2 separate regions of the Homo sapiens genome follow, and region 2 is linked to region 1. The links are chromatin loops, found by intact Hi-C in ENCODE. Cell type or tissue: heart right ventricle. All regions are shown on one strand. Links, peaks and the distances in the headings refer to the core of each region. The heading gives the core; the rest is flanking DNA.

Region 1 (5,384 bases), core at 223-5,222:
TAGCTTACACCAGTCATGTTGCATATCTGTGTCTTAGTTCATCATCTACAAAGTGGCAGGACTAGCCCCAGGGCCCTTCCAGTGCTAGAGTTACTTGTTTCTTTGAATTGCCCAGTGGTCCTCAGAGGGGCAAATATCAAATTCAACTGTTAGCTCAGATGCCAAAGACTGGTCAACAGCATTCACCAAGGGGCTGCACCTGCTGGGCTCTGTACTCATCCTGGGGAGTTTAGCTGGAGGGTGGCTCAAGGAGGTGGCTGGCTAGAGACTGAATACTCTCTAATGTCCTGTGGGCCCATGAAGTGGTAAAAATGGACCCATATGGTGACAGTATTTTCAGAATTAAAAACAGAATCTGAACACGGTAAAGATCTTTGAAATTGGCCTGTCACAGAAAATCAGGGCTATACAGCTGCTAAAATAATAATAAATGCCACCTTGTTAAGAGAGCCTTTTACTACTTGAATAACTAAACTCCTTCAAATGAGGCCCACACAGCTCTACCTTATACTTAATTCCATTATTCAACAAATAGAGTCACAGAAAATTCCTGAACATGTTATTAGGTACTCTGTATATCACACTGGGAAAAGAGAAAAAAATGGTCAGCCCTATTGAATTGGTTTCTCATTTCTTTTATATTACCCTAAAAGCTTACAGACTTAGGTTTCTTCTCCCTTAAAAACTAAATTCCCCAAAAAGGCCCAGAAGCAAAAAGAAAAGAAAGAATTTAACTGCACACATATCCGTACATTGAGAAATGTTCTATTACATCAGAGAAGAATGTTAAGGGTAGCTTATTCTGAGCCTCTTGGCATTATTTTTTCTTTATAAGCATTGTTGAGTTCTCCTAGCAAATGTTTAAAACAGGACTTAGGTTTTTGATCTATACTAATAGTGAAGGTCTTATTTCAACTTTGAGAGTCCAAGAGCATGTGAAAGGAAGAAGCAAGCAAACCAGAGGTTAAGACTATATGAATATAGCTCATACCTCTGGTTTCATGATGACCCAGATATATAAATAGACATCATATAGGTAAATGCCTATTAGGAATTGGGGCCAGCAAAGCCACTTACCAGGAGATTTATGTACTTAGAAATCTGCACCAGCTGTAGTGGCTAAAGTGACAGAAGCTTAATGTTTGGGGGATTCCCTGTATGCCCCACCTCCTTTATCTTTTGGCACAGTTGAATACACACTAAGGCCGTGTGAGTGCCAGGAGCACTAACAGTCTTAGCGCCATTAGCAGATAGCCAACCACCAGTGAAAGAAGAGTTACGGCAAGAAACCCCTTCCCTTGCTTCCATTCCTCAGGTAACCAGCACTGTGAAAAGACGGATCAAATTCTACACTAATAAGATACTTTTTAAAAAGATCATGTCAGAATAAGCTTATAAACAAGAGCCACATATTAATGTGTGTTGACAGAATGTTTGTACTGACTACACATTTGTTCTGCCCTGTATTAATTGTATTAATACATCAAGATTTTAAGAGTCATGTGGGGAAGGAATAAATCCTTTCCTCCTTTATATCCACCAAAGCCTCAGCCATACCTCGTACCTGATTTTCCAAGACAACATGCTGTTCAAATATTCTGTCCTAATATCCATCAAACAGAATCAGCTCAATAAATACAGAATGAATCTTAGTGACGAGCTCTTCTTCAAATTCAGCTCCCTTTTATTGGCTGTGTCCTCGTGAATTTTGGATGGGAATGAATCTGGAAAAACGAATCGTAACAATTTTTCCATAAATGCCAATCTGACAGTGGCACACTTCTTTCTCATAATTATGTTGAACCTATTTGGCTTTCCTGGAGTTCCATTATTTTCAAAAGGGAGAATCTTCTTTGCATAATTTATATATAGGATTATCATCTTCAAAATACTGAAACCAAAACCATAGTCCTAATAAATACTTTATACACAGGAAGAAGCTAGAACTCAGATGGCAAAAAAGTCACTGAATTCCCACGCTTTATGTGGCTATGCATTGATGGGGTGTGATGAGGTGGGTTGGTCTGAAGAACTCATGCCTCCTTTCAGGTGAAACTGGAGCCAATAAGACATAATGTTAGAAGAGGACCTACTATTAAATGTGGAAAAACCTGGAAAAGAAAGCATGTATGCAGTGTTCAAGAGCAAGATTCTCATATAAATAGTAAGGTAGGATTCTCCTTTCAATGATCCTAACTTTCTCCTGAGGTGATTTAAGGAAAAAAAAAACTTAAAAACTGGTATTAGTGACTTAATTAGCTTTCCTTTCAACACTCATATGTCCACACTGCATATATATATATGGTACTGCTACTAAATGCAATGTACAGGGAAAATTCAGATGTCTAATATTGACAGAGTACTATGAAAAAAATAACTTTAAGGTAATAGTAATATGTTTTTGGCCCCCCTAAAAATCAGACATTTTGGAAAAGCACAAAGAGGACACTTCACCACTTCTACCACTACCACCCTAGGCCAAGCCTCCATCTCCCCTTGCATCCACCCTTGCCCCCATTCTCTATTCAACACAGCAGTTGAGATGATCCTGCTGAAACCTAAGTCCAATAATACGTGACTTTGCTCAAAATCCTCCCACAACATTTCATCTCTCAGAGAGAAAGTCAATGTTCTTATCCTGGCCTGCAAGGTCCTACTTGACCTGCAGCCCCCACTGGTTCACTCTGCTGCAGCCTCACAGGCCTCTGTGTTCACCCTCAAAACTCTTGGCATGCTCTTGCCTCAGAGATTTCACACTTGCTCTTCCTTCTGCCTGGAATTCCAAGATCTCTCATTTCAGGTCTCTGCTCCTCCATGAGCCCTTCCCTGATGACCGTATTTGAAACCAGAATTCCACTCCCCCACGGGGCTCCTGCTTTATCTTTCGCCACTGCACCTATCACCTTTGTATACTATTTACCTTACTCACTTTGTCTGTCTACCAAAATGAATGTTAAGTTCTGTGAGGGCAGGATTTTTGTCCTATTCATCCTATTCATGGGTGTATCCCCAGGGCCAATACAAATGCCGGCTCACAGGAGGGGCTTAGTTAAATATTTGCTAACTGACCAAATACAAGACAGCAGGCAGGTAAGTAAGTATGAGCTTTGGAGGCATAAAGTCTATTCTCACTAGCACTGCATCAAGGAGGCTAAATGGTGGGCCTGACTACTGTAAGGCCCTGGCAGTTGCACTCAGATAAAAACCTGTGCTTTAGCCAATTGCTTCTAATCCAGCACATTGCTTCATAAATGTCTGCTTTTGGCCACAAGGGGGACTAAATGAGAAAGCATGGGAATAGTTCCTTCTAATCCATCACCACTAATAGAAAAGTAATTTGAAGCTCTAATATCCTATAACTCTATGAGGTCTGTAGCTGATGGTTAGGAGCCAAGATAATGAACAGCATTTAAGTAAGATTTCCCTGTCTCTTAAAAAATGTACAACTGAGGTGCTTACTATCTGTGTGCCCTGTACTATGCTAAGTGCTTTAATGCTTTATCTGGCTCAATCTTCTTAATAACCCTATGAAACGTGCCCAAGGTCATCGCCACTAAATGGCAGAACAGTTACTCAAAGCCCTGACCCTCCACTACTGCTTTCCTTTAATGTCCTCTTTAGCCTGTCTGTAGAAGGTTCTTTCTCCTCAACCCTTTACTCCTAACTCTTCCATAAGAGGAGTTCATAAGCCAGCATCGTCCATCCTGGCACTGATTTTTCCTTGAATCAACCCTGAGAATTTGGCTGCCATAATTAAAAATAAATAAGATCTATAGGCATGGCCAATAATTCATTTATTTTAAAAGGCTATCCATTAGCATTAGGAGATATACCTAATGTAAATGACGAGTTAATGGGTGCAGCACACCAACATGGCACATGTATACATATGTAACAAACCTGCACGTTGTGCACATGTACCCTAGAACTTAAAGTATAATAAAAAAAATAATAAAAGGCTATGCATTATTCCCCTCCTTCAAGCAGGTAAATCTATAGAAATGAAAGCATGTTCCACTCCAAGCTATAGTTTGATACTTTAAAAGCCAGTATGGGAAATAAATATCTTCATGTGTATGTCGACGTGAACCAGAAATGTTCAATATCATTAGCACCAGGAACAAACCTATGGGAGGACTGATCTGAAGAATCAATAAAGCTTGACAAACACATGGAAAACTGTAGTGTCTTGAGTATTGGTTTTCCACCAAGCACATTCTAGAACGAAAGCTTAAGAAACTTAAGTACTCTGGTTTTGGCCCTGAGAAGAGAAACAAGAGGCCACAGGTGCAACATATATGAGAAGAACCCACTCTGAAACTGTGGAATTGCCTTTCAAAGTAGCTCTAACCAAAAGTGATGGGCTGAGTCACGAGATAAGGCAACCGCATCGTATCTGCTCACCCCACAGCCTGGGAGGGGGATTTGATTGGCTGTTCATGAACGAAGGGCACAGTCTGGAAACAGAGTTAACCATGTATGTGTGTGATAAACGACATTTATTGAGCAGTACCGTGCTCCTTATACGCTTCATCACATTTATTCTTAATCTCTGTTTTGCAGATGAAAACCTGAGGCTTTCGGTTGTTGACTTTCAGCAACGTGCTCAAAGTCACAAAGCAAATAAGTGGTATAGCCCGGAGTCCAATCAATTTCTGTCCAACTCGAAGGCAGTTTTCTTGGCCATTATTATATTCTGCCTCTTGCGGCAGTGTAAGTAACAGCAGTCAAGGCCAAGGGCTGAGTTCCTCTGTCCAATATTACCCAGTCACTGACCCTCTCGTCTAGGTAGGTGAACGCTAAAGAGAAGCCTGGTTTTCTTTATACTGCCTAAGGGCTTCCTACGAGTGAGCTGTGAGGAAACCAGTACCCTGAACCAATTTCCACAGCGAGGTTTCTTGGGCAGTTTCTAATTGTCAATAGCCAGGAAACATGGGTAAACGCAGAGTGGGAAGAAACGGACTCTACAGACTGACCCTGGGGGCACTGGCCTTTTCCCTTCTCCTTTCCTGGGACGGGCCTCCCGTGCCCCTTATTGGGCATACTCCATTTTATGAACTGGGCTGTGTTCTGGATTATTTATACATTACTTGTTTGAAACTCAAAATGTATTTTCTTTGAGAAACCATGTTATACCTGGTGGCTTGTTTCTAGGCCAGTCCTCAAAAATCTATATTTAAGCCAGTATTAGGGAAAGTTATAGGGAAACAGATTTTTGGCTCATTACAAGGAAGAACTTTCTAATAATAGGCACTGCCCAAAATGGAGTGGGTTGCCTTGGGAGGTGTTACAACAGAAGGTAAACAGCTTTCTGGGCAGCCCCATAGAGACTCTGGATGCAACCATGGGACAGAAGTCCTATGACTGGGAACCCAGCAGGAAGG
Region 2 (5,384 bases), core at 287-5,286, 320 kb after region 1:
TTTGGTTTGATCCTGCATGCTGATCAATTACAATGTCAGTAGTACTCACAGCCCTGACAGGTTTCTTAGGTGGATATTGTGGCATTATCTGAGTTAGATTGAAAGCTGGAAAATTGACATGGAAATACATGAGAGGATTTAGAAGACCCCATGAATGCCAAACCCTTAATTCTCATTAAATCTCTTTTGCCAGCTTCAGAAATCTCTCTTGCTTTGTCTGATGAAACTGTTCTTCCCTTGATTGAAGATGCTTTTTTTTTTAACCTGAGGGAGTTACTTGCAAGAGAAAGCCAGTTCTCATCATCCTCCTGTCTTCTCTATCATTTCCCAAGATTGTCAGATTTCAGCATGGCCCTTGGAGGACGGTAGCAATAACAAAGTCAAAAGCCAGACAAGGCCAAAGAGCTTCCAGATTTCTAGTTTATAATGGAAAAAATTCAGGGAATTGTGTATGGGAATAGAGTGTAAGGATGATTGATGAAGGTTGAGAAATGTAATTATAGATTGGTCTGGATCCAACAATTCAAGATTCACTGTAGGTCGAGCATCTATACCGAATCCAAGCGGTGAATACGGCAAACGCTCCCAGTGAGCAAACCTTCAAGCAGTGCCTCTCACTGCATTTTACGTGGAGGGAGAGAAGACCAGAGGCATAGACCTATACCAAATCATGATCAGGGGTTAATGGTTTGGCCAGATATTTAGGGACATGGAAGGAACAAGATTAGAGACTGGAGGCAAGGAAATTTGGAGAAAAATGTAGATGGACTTTTCAGAGAGTGAGAATATTTGTTGTCCCTTGTGAATGCATATCAGAAGGCACACAGTGCAGAGGAGTCTCTTATGTGTGTCTCATCTTTTACTCTGTTAAAAAATGTTACATTGCATTTTAAGGATATAAATACAATATAAATGTTTCCTACATAAAGAGCAGCCAAGGAAAACACAACATTGTATTGAGAGACATGCATCTTCAATGAAGGTTAGGTATCAACAAACCAAGAGGTTTCTACCAGGAAAATGTTGACTAAGGCATGCTATTTGGTGGGCCTGTATGTGTTTTTTTGACGGCCCAGCATTTGAACTTACAACTAGATTTGGTGATCTTAATGCTGCTCTCTCATACAAAGATCTGGAGAGATAAAGGGGCTTTCCAACGATCAGGAAATGGAGGAAGGAAGGAAATGAGGGAGAAAAGATAGAGAACTGGAAATAAAAACACAGATCTCTGTACTCTTGTCTGCTAGTTTCCTGTTGCAGATTAATAAAGATTTAGGAGGTCACTGTTAGTGGAGACTGATCTTTTTTTAGAGGAGAGAGAACTACCTTGTTTCTGAGCTGTTTCTTAATATCTACAAATCTCTAATTGTGTGAGTCTTGAAAAAAAGCAGAAGTGCAATTCCTACCAGGGAGGGCAAAGGCAAGCAATATTCTTTCTTCCCACCCCTTGGCAAACAGGGTGCGGGCAGGTGAACTAGCCTCGGCCAATTGAATACTCCCACCTAGGACTTTGCTCTGGAGACTATGACTGAAAAATAAAGGGACAATAAAATTAAAAGTATGGTGAAAGCGGTACCTGCATCCAGCAGTGGTGTCCTAGCCAGATTGCTCCTGCTGGGTAGCTTTTCTTGATCTCTCTCTTTTTTTTATTTTTATTTTTTTTATTTTTGAGCTTCATTTCCCACTGATTGTGTGCACCAGCTGACAGCCTCAAATACTAGATACCTATGTATGAAAGCTGATTTGAAAGCTCATTTGCATGGCTACATCAATGAGCTCTCATATCTTCTAGCTTCTGGTTGGGTTTGGCCAATGAAATCACAGCAGGAGAATGGAGGGAGGGAGTAGAGTAAAGTCAGAATTTTTATTCTCCCCTTTCTGTAAGGACATCTTGGGTTGGCTTGCTCCTTAATAGAAATTCACTGTTTCTCTCAAGATATACTGCTCTACACAACTCTCTTTCCTTCCAAGTTCTAATAAACTCTCCATTCCTTTCTCTCTTTGGGCCAAAGAATAGTAACAGGTCTAATGCTGTTATCCCTGGATCTTCTGCACAATGCCTCATGGTTGCCCCAATCTCCTTCCAACCCCTCAAAATTAGTTCTTTTATAAATAAATCCTTCTCAAATTATCCTAACAAGAGGGTGTAATCTGTTAGTTGGAAACCTGGTTGATATGCCTTCAAGGACATTTCTTTTCTGGTTAACTTTGTGCCAAAGAAACCCAACAGACTTAACACTCTAAAAGGGGGTTAAAGAAGGAAAAAAAAAACTCAGAGTTGGGATCAAAGGTGAAATTTTTAGTGAATGGTAGTAAATGAGACTGAATTTTTTCAAGGGACCCTGTTAGGAAAAAGTCGCCCACAGAAAGGCATAGATAAAAATGGCTCAAAATACACTCAGAATTTTCAAGCCTGATTCCCAATCACAAAGGGCAGTGACTAACAGCTGATGTAAAAGGGAGCTTCTGTTCACAGATATACAATTGCTGAACAGTTGGGCCATTCATTTTTAAGTGTCTGACAGTCAGTTAGTCCTCCCTTTCTTCCTCCCTCCCAATTCCTATAGTGCTTTGCACAAAGTAAAATGCACATAGGTTTTTCCAGATGTCTCCTCCTCAATTTTTTCTGTCAGAGACACAGCTGTGCCATATTTGCAATAATGCAGCATGAAAAAGCTATTAATCTGGCTCCATCTAGATGCACCATGTCTAACTGCAGGGCTGCCTGCAGCTTAATTACAGGAGTGGGTAGGAAGCAATGAAATTTTAAAAACACAGCCCATGAAACACAAATAATAGGAATTAAAACTCTGGGAGAAAATAAGTAATAAGTAAAGAGCTTGCTGAAAACCAGACACTGCAGGTTTTGTACACATCATATCATTTAAACCACACAACAATCCTGCAAATTAGGAGGTGTTATCCTGATTTACCAGAAGAAGAATCAGAGACAGAGAGTAAGCAGCTTGCCCAGATTACTAAAGTAGTAAGTGATAAAGCCTGTAGTCAAAACTGTGCTATCCCAAGCCTATTCTCTAAACTGGGGTGCATGTCCCCTAGGGCAGTGGCCCCCAGCCTTTTTGGCACCAGGGATCAGTTTCCTGGAATACAATTTTTCCATGGACCAGAGGGTGGGGAATGTTGGGAGGATGGGGCTGGTTTTGGGATGAAGCTGTTCCACCTCAGATCATCAAGCATTAGTTAGAGTCTCATAACGAACGGGCAACCCAGATCCCTCACATGCACAGTTCACTATGGGGTTTGTGCTCCTATGAGAGTCTAATGCCTTCATTCATCTGACAGGAGGTGAAGCTCAGGCGGTAATGCTCTACCGCTGCTCACCTCCTGCCGTGTGGCCCGGTTTCTAAGAGACCATGGACCAGACCGGTAGAGGTCTGCAGCCCCAGGGGTTGGGGACCCCTGCCCTAGGGAATGCTCAAGACAATCCATCTTGGTGGAACAAAACAAATAATATAACTTTTAATTATGTTTATCTCACCCTTTAAAATCTTTTGTTTTTTGTGTATGCTTTACAATATACACAATATAGTAGTACAGTAGCACATGCATACAAATATATAAATACACATGTATTGCTTCTGCTGAGTAATCTTCCTTGATCTCTGGCTTTTTTTCTCAGCCTCATTCCTCAATCTTCTGACTTGAGTCTGTGCACCAGCTGATCGCCTCTAGTGCTAGATATCTACCCAGGAAAGCTGACTTGCATGGGCTACATTAATGAGCTCTCATGTCTTCTGGCTTTTGGTTGATTATAAATGAAGATGTGTAAGCTAAAAAGTCTGAAGACTGCTGTTCTGTGCTCTTTCAAGAAGCAGTAGAGTGTAGTTACTAGGAACATAGATTCTGGAACCAGGCTTCCTGTGTTCAAATCCCAGCCCCCACCATGTTTTCGCTGAGAGACCATGGGCAACTTAACTTTTTCTCTTCTGTAATACGGGAATTTAAAGAGTTAATACATAGAGTGCTTAGAACAATATCTAGCAGTAATAAGAGATATTAACCTAAGCCATTATCATCATAGTACATGATCCTTCAAAGTAGTCATTCAGGACATTACCTATTCATACAACTGCTGTCACAGACACCTCAAAATTCTTCTTTTGAAACTCTACCCTGAGGAAGGAAAGTGCAAAATTTCTTCTCTGGCGTAATAAAATGTGCAGTAGACTGTACCTGCCTTCTGTTTCTTGTTCATGAATAAAACTCCCTGGCTTTGGACCTATGAGTCCTCAAATCATATATCCTAGAACTGCACTAAAAAAGTTTAGAAATCAAAGAAGTAATTAGAATCTGTTTTGTAAATGTATATGCTTATGGGATTTCCCAGCGGAGTTTGTAGAGACACACCTGTTTATCTGATTCCATATAGAGAAACAAACAGCGATGGCAGCTGCATTGTAATGCTACTTAAAATTGCAAGCCTTGGACGTTTTGTTGAATGCTGTCGAGAAAGAAACAAATACAGCTAGGAAGCATAATCCATCAAACGTCTTCCTTGTTCATACATGCCTCTATTTCTAGTTGACATACAATGCTCCAGAAATGAATAACAACTTGAATTAATAGAGGCAACTGCTAAGACTTGTGCACGTTGTCAGACGTGTCATGGCTTCTGTGTATCAACATGATTTCCTAAGGAGCAGAGGAATATTTGGCTGTGTATGAAGGCGACACCGAAAGCATGCGTGACTGTTGAGAGATATAAAATTATACCTGCCTTCTCCAACATGAGGGAGGTGGCTCCACAGGCTTAAACCATCTGACTGCAGGGATTGTGGCAGAGCTGTTTACTACTCACTGAATGTCCACTGGCTCTCCCACATTTCCCAGCCTCTCTGCAGTGCACAGAGGCACATGACACTAAATCCAGCCAATGGGTTGTGAGAAGGAAAAACATGTTACTTGTGGCCTGAAACATTTCCGTTTATATCTTTTTTTTTTTTTTTTTTTGAGACAGAGTTTTCTCCTTGTTGCCCAGGCTGGAGTGCAGTGGTGCGATCTCGGCTCACTCCAACCTCCGCCTCCCGAGTTCAAGTGATTCTCCTGCCTCAGCCTCCCAAGCAGCTGGGATTACAGGCACCCACCACCACGCCTGGCTAATTTTTTGTATTTTTAGTAGAGACAGGGTTTCACCATGTTGCCCAGGCTGGTCTTGAACTCCTGACCTCTATCCACCCGCCTCAGCCTCCCAAAGTTCTGGGATTACGGCATAAGCCACTGCGCCCAGCCTGAAACATTTCATTTCTAACTTCCTCTCTCTCTTGCCCTGCTACAGCAACCAAAGAGGTCATGTGTTGTATATGATGTTGCTACAAGGTAGTTGAACTTCCATATGTAGCCTAAGCCCCTGCTTGAGCAGGTAG

The links. Hi-C counts contacts between places; a loop is a spot of excess contacts. Peaks named below come from ENCODE experiments on the same cell type or tissue, not always from the same donor. Only the 100,000 strongest peaks of a DNase experiment are listed, where the experiment ranks them.
Region 2: it touches region 1 in a loop (4-fold over the local background); 11 of 110 quality-filtered maps call a loop at or near these places.

Annotation. Positions count from the first base shown.
Region 1 is chrX:38,652,336-38,657,719 of GRCh38, reverse strand. All of the region lies in intron 1 of TSPAN7 (tetraspanin 7), which reads right to left. Among named protein-coding and RNA genes, the nearest start is that of TSPAN7, 93 kb to the right of the region's middle. In heart right ventricle, for the core only: a CTCF peak has its summit at 3,266; no DNase peak of the experiment used is centred there.
Region 2 is chrX:38,332,803-38,338,186 of GRCh38, reverse strand. It overlaps a transcript of OTC not described here. Among named protein-coding and RNA genes, the nearest start is that of RPGR, 8.0 kb to the right of the region's middle. In heart right ventricle, for the core only: a CTCF peak has its summit at 2,713; no DNase peak of the experiment used is centred there; H3K27ac peaks cover 903 bases.